Linked DNA regions of Mus musculus: region 1 is linked to region 2. A link is a contact called in ENCODE POLR2A ChIA-PET data. All regions are on one chromosome and are shown on one strand. Each heading gives the region's core, a stretch centred on a gene start or an enhancer-like site at or near the end of the contact. The rest is flanking DNA. Distances are from core to core; before and after follow the strand shown.

Region 1 (4,263 bases), core at 719-3,218, 57 kb after region 2:
GTATAATAGCCCTGGCTGTCCTGGATTCCCTTTGTAGACCAGGCTGGCCTGAAACTCACAGAGTTGCACCTGCCTCTGCCTCCTGAGTGCTGGGATTAAAGGTGTGCCCAATCTCGCTATAGGTATGTTCGCATGTGTCTCTATATGTGTGTATCGTGGTGACTGTGTTTTGGGGCACGTGTGCACTTGAGTGTATGTTCTTGTGTATGATGATCAGAGGTTGGAGTCACATGTTCCCTTCTGTTGCGTCTCAATTTTTCAGGCAGGGTCTGTCTCTGAACCTGCAGCTCCAGGTCTGGCAAGGCTCACTCCTCCTGTCTCCGCTCCTCCCACGCTGCTCGGGTTAAAAGCTGCTGCAGCACCTGAGTGCTGGGAATCTGATCTCAGCTCCTCGAGGATGCACGGCAAAGCCCCACTGGCAGTCATCTCCCAGCCCCACCAATAATGCTGATTTCTGCCTGCCATGGTAGAATAAGGCACGTTCCTGTGTATTAGTTCAAAGTCTGTCCTACAAACCTATGAGTTCATTCCACTGAAGGTAGGTCAGGATGAGACCTTAACTCTGAAAACTGATAAAAAATATTTTCAAAGGAAAAAAAAAATCTTGGGCTGGGGATGTAGCTTGGGGGTAGAGTTCTTGCCCCTGAGCTTGGCCCTGACTCAATCCCCAGGGCCACAAAGCAAAACAAATGCATCCCATGATTTGTGAGGCCTCACTGCACATGGCAGTATGACATATTAAAGCATTCTTCTATTTTGTTTAAAAGATAAGGTCTTGCTATTAGCCCAGGCTACCCTAGAACTGTCTCTCAATGCCCCAGTCTCAGCCTCCCCAGGGCAATATCACACACTGCCATTCTTTAGATTTTTTTTTTTTTTTTTGGTTTTTCAGGGTTTCTCTGTATAGCCCTGGCTGTCCTGGAACTCACTCTGTAGACCAGGCTGGCCTCAAACTCAGAAATCCACCTGTCTCTGCCTCCCAAGTGCTGGGATTAAAGGCATGCGCCACCAGATTATTTTTAAAGTCAAAGATAACCCAGGCTAGCCTTGAGCTCACTGAGTATATCCAAGGCTGGTCTTGCATGGCTAATCCTCCTGCCTCCGCTCCTCAGAGCTGGAATGAGAAGCATGTACCACCACACCCAGTGGTTTCCTTCAAAACTACTTCCTCACCATTAGACAAAGGGCTTGTTTTTAACAGCTGTGTCTGCAGTAGTTATCTCGGTTCAGTTATGCTAAATGATTTTCCCCAAGAGAGAGTCCCATCTGAATTCCAGGCCAAAGGATAGCTCCCAGACTGCCCTTCCCCCAAGTAGGCGAGACCCAAGACGCTCAGTTTATCCAACCCTCAAGCTGGCCAATTTGACAGTGGAAAATGGCCTCTCACTGGGAGCTAAATTTCATTTCTGTAAATTCCTGGGCCGAGCATTCTGCTTATGAGCCACCTGGGAGCCACTTGTTGACTCTGTGAGCACCACACTGTTAGGACCCAGTGTTAATGAGCTCCGGTGTGCTGAGGCGCTGGCTCCTAGGTTCCATGTTTGTCCCTTTCCTGTTTCTTGAATCTGCAGATGCTCTTCATGTCTGCATGTGGCTGCACTTCAAGAAGGCTCTCGTGATCTAAGTTCGGAAAGCCACTTATCCACCCTTCTCTACACAGACCTAGACTACTCCTGGCCCACACATTCCAAACCCCTCAGCAGCACCTGGGGACAGATCTGCCCATCTGTACCGGACTCACCTGGACAAACAGGGGAATGGTGTTGAGCCGGAAGATCTCCATGCGGTTCATGGGATCCCGGGCGAGGATGTGCAGGGCTCCGGTGCAGCCTTCCACGATCTCCTCCATCCTCACACCATCCGTGTAGGGCTGCTGGGTGCCTGCAGCCACATGGCGCTGGGCGTCCTGGTGGGCCTTGACCAACAGCTGGACGAGGCGGGGAATGACCGCGGCCTCCTGCAGAGGGGCATGGTTGGCTGGGCACAGAGCCAGGTTCCGGATCAGGCCAATAGTTGCCTGGCAAGAAAGGAGGCAGTGATGAGTGGAGGGGCGGGTAGTCCTTAAACATCTGGAGGATCCCTGATCCCCGGCTTTAGGTATTTTGTCCTTCCTGTCATCTCTTCTGAATCTGAGTCCCACTTCAGCAACAACCGCAGAGTCAGGAGCATCCTGGCTACTCCTGGAACGGAACTGGGGGCTTGTGGGCGGGGCTGTAGGCACAGAACTGAAGGAATCTAGAGCTAAGGTTGGGGCTTTAGCTCAGTTAGGACACACAAAGGGTTGGATACCCAGCACCGCACAGAGTGGGTGTGATGGCACAGAACTTACCCCAGCAAGTAGGGAGAGGCTGAGGCAGGAGGATCAAGGCGAACCTTGGCTACAATCTGAGGTTAGCTTGGGATACCTGAGACTGTACTTTTTTTTTTAATAATAATAATAGTAATAAAGGAACTAGATTGCTAAGGTGGGACATGTCTATAGTATTCTCAGCAGTCAGGAGCCTGAGGCAGGAGGATTGAAAGTCTAAGGACAGCCTGGGTTACATCTCAGGGTCCTTGTTTCAAAAAATAGCCAGAGTCAGGAATGGTGACAAACACCTTCAATCCCCCGTACTCGGGAGGCAGAGGCAGAAGAATCTCTGTGAGTTCGAGGCCAGCCTGGTCTACAGAACTCCAGGACCATCAGAGCTATAGAGTGAGACCCTGTCCCCCCAAAACAAAATAAATAAGTGAAGACTCTAAAAATAAATAATAGCTGGGCGGTGGTGGCGCACGACTTTAATCCCAGCACTCTGGAGGCAGAGGCAGGCGGATTTCTGAGTTTGAGGCCAGCCTGGTCTACAGAGTGAGTTCCAGGACTGCCAAGACTACACAGAGAAGCCCTGTCTCGAAAAACGAGAAAAAAAAAAACCATATGGTGGGACAGATAAATGAAAAGACTCAGTCTCTAAGAGCAGAGCCAATGTTGAAGCAAAAAAGGCCATGGGAGCTGCTTCCTATTTCTAGGCCCTGCTCTTCTGGATCCTTACCATATATCCCTATGACCCTGAACATGGACAGACCCCTCACCTACCCCTACCCCAGTGCCTGTGGCCTTTACTGGGTACCTTGACCAGTGGCCACTGGTTTGGCTGGTTGAGCAGTTTCACAATGGCCGGGATTCCATAGTTGAGGCGCACAGAGTTCTGGGCCATCTCAGCCTCGGGGTGACGGCTGGTAAGGTGGCGCAGGGCACAGACAGCGGGCTCTGTGATGTCATCTTTGTCTCCGGCTCTCAGGATGGCGTGGATGAGCGCCTCCACGCCACTGTTCTGTGTCACCAGCGTCTTGTTTTTGCTGTTGTTGCAGGTCAGGTTGGAGAGGGTGCCCGTGGCACAGGTGAGGACGTTGACGTCATCTACACTCAGTTGGTTGACCAGGATCTTCAGCACACTCTCCAGGCCCTCCTGAGACAGGAAGCGCATGCAGGGTAAGGGACACGGCCATCTCTATACAGCCTCTCCAATAGGTCCAAGGGGGAATGGACAGGCCGAAGGGCTAGGGCTTGCTTGTATCTAGCTGGGAACCTTGACCTCACAGCCTCCCATGCCCTGAGGGAAGCCCTTAGCAGGAGGCTGAGAAAGGCTGGAGCGCTTCCACAGACCCACAGCTGCAGACCTGCCTCTAAGGCTAGTGTGCTTCATTCCTGCTGGCCGCAGGAGACCTCTGGTCAGGAGGAAGTTAGCAAGGGGAAGTTAGCAAGGGCTTTGGGGTCATAGGCCTCAGCTTTTAGCTACTTTTTACTTTGCTGGGCCTTCTCTGTCACACCAGGGGGTCCGCAAGCTAAATCTACTTAAAAAAAAATCCCTAATTCAAATATCTCTCTTTTCCCAGGGAGAGCTTTATAGGGCTAGCAGTGGCGCAGAAAGGGTCTAGGCCTTGGAGATACACATCACGGGGTCAGAATGACAGCTCTGCCACTTACTAGCTCTGAACACGGGCTCTCTCAACACTGAGCCTGGGTTTCTTCCACGATCAATAGGGCTGCTTGCTCCCCCTCTACATGACGGAGAGCGCATGCCCACGGAGGCCACGCAAAATGCTAGCCCATGGAGGATACTTGCTTGGTGGCATGGTGATGGTTAAGCATGGAGAGGGAAGTCTGGTTGCCTGCCTGTGTATCTGTGCACCATATGTGTGTGCCCGGTGCCCTCAGAGGCCAGAAGAGGACATCAGATGCTCTGTAACCAGAGCCACAGACAAATGCTCTTAACCACTGAGCCA
Region 2 (3,739 bases), core at 1,055-3,554:
AGAGTTACTGCTCGCTAGGAACCACCATGTGAGGCATGGGATTAGAACTCAGATTCTCTCAAAGAGCAGACAGTCAGTCATCTCTCCAGCCCTGAAAAAAATGAGTGCATCTTCAAAACAAAACAAAACAAAACAAAACAAAACAAAACAAAACACCTCTCAGGACTACTTGCCCAGCATGACCCTTGGACTCAATCCCCAGGACACCCCCCCCCTCAATAAAATCCTTTCATGTCCACCTTTTCCTCCCTGGGGAATGTTCTGTTTGATGAGTTTCTGCCCTGCTCCACAGCATCTTATAAACTCAGGCCACGATGCCACCGCCTTACCGGTCTTATCTAACCAGCTCATCTGAAGGAGCAGCCTGGGTCTGTGGCACTTGTCACACCAGCTCAATTCTTTCCCCAGCACCTCTCTCGACCCAGTATTATTAGTCTGTTTATTTTCTGCCTGTCCAGGAGGTCAGGGAGACTGATGACCTGTGCATAAACTGACTGTTCACGAGGCCAGCACACAAGTTTTTACTGTTGCTGTTTTAGTTTAGTTTGGTTTGTTTGCTTTAAGAGACAGTGTTTCTCTGTGGTAACAAACAGCCCTGGTTGTCCTGGGACTTGTTCTATAAACTAGGCTGGCCTTGAACTCAGAGATCTGCCTACCTCTGCCTCCTGAGTGCTGGGACTAAAGGCGTGTGCCACCACACCTGACTAAGCTTGCAAGTTTTTGTTGGAATTGTGTGGTGCTTTTTGGCATTTTTTTTCTCTGTTGTATTTGTTTTGGGCCTTTTGGTTTTTTGTTTGTTTTTTTTTTTTTTTCGAGACAGTGTTTCTCTGTATAGATAGCCCTGGCTGTCCTGGAACTCACTTTGTAGACCAGGCTGGCCTCTAACTCAGAAATCCACCTTCCTCTGCATCCCAAGTGCTGGGATTAAAGGTGTGTGCCACCATCCAGCAGTTTCTTGTTTTGAAAGTCTCATTGTATAGATCTGCTGGGTCTCAAACTCGCAGGCATCTATCTGCCAGCCTCTGCCTCACAAGTGCTAAGATCAAAGGCGTGCCCCACCACACCCGGCCTATTTTTCTGGTTCTTCAGAGACAGTAGCCAGTCTAGTACTGAATTCACTTGACCTTGAACTTTTTCCTCTGGCTTCCTTCTCCTGAGAGCTGGGATGTACCACCATACCTAGAAGTTGGCAGTATTTTTAAGTTAAGAGATTTTATATAAAGCACCCACTCTTTGGGGAGCATTTGAATAAAGTCTGACACAGTAGTTATCAGCCTCTGGTTCTCCTATTGGCCCCCACAAACCCAGTTACATCACACTTGGCTGTCTCTTTTTTTTTTTTTTTTTTTTTTTCGGTTTTTCGAGACAGGGTTTCTCTGTATACCTTGGCTGTCCTGGAACTCACTCTGTAGACCAGGCTAGCCTCGAACTCGGAAATCCGCCTGTCTCTGCTTCCCAAGTGCTGGGATTAAAGGTGTGCGCGGTGGCACTTGCCTTTAATCCCACCACTCATGGGGCAAAAGCAGACCCCATGTGGCCAGCCTGGTCTATAGAGTTCCAGCACAGCCAAAACCCTGTCTTGAAAAAACAAAAAGAAAGGTTAACTGCTTTGAAAAAAATATTCACCTAGACTCTACAAAGGCTTTACCTCACACACAGGCTTGTAGGACAAAAGGCATCCTGTGAGGCTTGGACATTTTTTTCCTGGGGTCCCCACTCCTACCTAAGGGACTACTTCCTTCCTTAGAAGAATTAATCTAAATAATAATTTTTGGTTACCAATTTTAAAACATGCTAATCCAAATGATACCCTATATAAGGTCCAAATTTTGATCACGTTATTTTATGCTGATTAAATGGCTATATCTGTGAATACGTGCAGAGAAGGGTAGGTTGATGGGTGGCTGGATCAGTCGAATTTTGGAGGACCCGCACGTAATTACCCTTTAAAGCAAATCGATCCTCACCCTAAGACCCATCTCAGAGCTAGTGCCAGGACCCCAACAGGGTCAAGATGGTAGAACGTGCGGTAGGCGCAGGCGCGCTCGAAACCTCCGCCAGTTTTCGCGGCCGCTCAGACAACTACCATGCCCACTGCGCAAGCGCGCAGGCGGACCAAGCTTTCCCTCCCCCCTCTCGCCCCTCCCTGAGTCAACAGAACATCCTTTCCAGGCCAAACCCAGTGCGCACGCGTCAAGCCTTGACTCCGCCCCCCGACCAATAGGAAGCCGCAGCGCTCGGGCGTCCGGGAGCTTGACTCCATGGGTGGGGCCGAGACGTGAGGGCAGCGCGCTGGCGTCACAGGGGCGGCTATATAAGTGAATACAGGCGCCGCCCCTCCGCCCCAGTCACTGAGCCGCCGCCGAGGACTCAGCTGCCTCCCCCTCGAGCCCCCTCGCTTCCCGACGCTCCGTCCCCCCCGCCCGCCTTCTCCCGCAGCCGCCTTCCGCAGGCCGTTTCCACCGAGGAAAAGGAATCGTATCGTATGTCCGCTATCCAGAACCTCCACTCTTTCGGTGAGCCTGGGGAAGGTCGCGCGGGCCTGGGGGGGGGGTGGCGGGGTCGGAGCTCGGAGAGCCGCCGAGCGCGGCGAGCCCATCTTAGCTCGGGCTGGAGGGGTGGTGATGCCCGTGGAACCGAGATCTGCGCCCAGGGTCGACCTCTGAGGGTGCCCGGAAGAAACGGGTGGGAGGTGAGCCCTTGGGCGGGCCCGGCGTCTCGGGTGGCGCATTTACTAATGGCTCCTGCCTCTCGGCGAGCCACACCCGCCCCCTCCCGCCACCCCTGCGTCATGTCCTCTACGTCACCGTCGTTGTCTCGGAGCTGGGAGGGAAGGCCCCGCCTCGGGAGCCTGGCTTCCGGTAGGTTGCATCAGCCGGGTGGGGCGCTGCCTGCCCACTAGGTCTCTCCAGCACGTGATCAGCCTTGGCGGGAGGGCTGGCCTAGAGCAGAAAGCTAGCTCTAGTACTGGCCAGTTCCCGGAGGGACAACAAAGGACACCTCCGGATTATTTCTTCACAGACCCCTTTGCTGATGCAAGTAAGGGTGATGACCTGCTTCCTGCTGGCACTGAGGATTATATCCATATAAGAATTCAACAGAGAAACGGCAGGAAGACCCTTACCACTGTCCAAGGGATCGCTGATGATTACGATAAAAAGAAACTAGTGAAGGCGTTTAAGAAGGTGGGTCTGCTGTGGAGAGAGCACGTTGTATGGTCTACCAAGGGAGAGGGTGCAAACGTCAAGGGAGTCCGTGTTGATGGCATGGCCTCTTAGATGCTGCATCCTTTTGTCCTTGCAGAAATTTGCCTGCAATGGTACTGTAATTGAGCATCCAGAATATGGAGAAGTAATTCAGCTACAGGGTGACCAGCGCAAGAACATATGCCAGTTCCTGATAGAGGTGAGTTTAGGCCGCCCTCAATGCATTATGGGTTTCCTGAATTTCTAATCCTTACAGTTGAGCTTTTAAATACATGTAGACATTCCCACTTTCAAACAGTACTTGGGGGTGGCATAGGGAAGTTTTAGTAACAGTGGTCAATTGAACCATTGTGTCTACTGGGATAGACTGAAGTACTCTTCTTTATTGGGACTCCTTGCAAGGTGTATATGGGAGAATCTGTTGACGTCATGTAACCTGTCCCTCTCCCTTGTCCTCTTTTTGCAGATTGGGCTGGCTAAGGACGATCAGCTGAAGGTTCATGGGTTTTAAGTGCTTGTGGCTCTCTGAAGCT

Evidence for each region. ChIA-PET counts read pairs that join two places held with the same protein, here RNA polymerase II (POLR2A).
Region 1: POLR2A ChIA-PET joins it to region 2 with 55 read pairs in embryonic stem cell. The contact joins the enhancer-like site here to the promoter of Eif1 in region 2. POLR2A ChIA-PET finds 5 or more read pairs at or near these places in 5 of 5 experiments (Patski and embryonic stem cell).

Annotation. Positions count from the first base shown.
Region 1 is chr11:100,374,982-100,379,244 of GRCm38, forward strand. It overlaps Jup (junction plakoglobin), which reads right to left. Exons shown (of 14, transcript NM_010593.2): 8 at 3,108-3,446; 9 at 1,742-2,017. Among named protein-coding and RNA genes, the nearest start is that of Jup, 21 kb to the right of the region's middle. Within about 2 kb of position 1,969, at least 1 of the 3 ENCODE cell types and tissues checked has a DNase peak (open chromatin) inside an H3K27ac peak, as active enhancers do.
Region 2 is chr11:100,317,645-100,321,383 of GRCm38, forward strand. It overlaps Eif1 (eukaryotic translation initiation factor 1), which reads left to right and starts at 2,305. Exons shown (of 4, transcript NM_011508.2): 1 at 2,305-2,516; 2 at 3,022-3,185; 3 at 3,304-3,405; 4 at 3,673-3,739. The coding sequence starts at 2,486. The coding sequence ends at 3,717.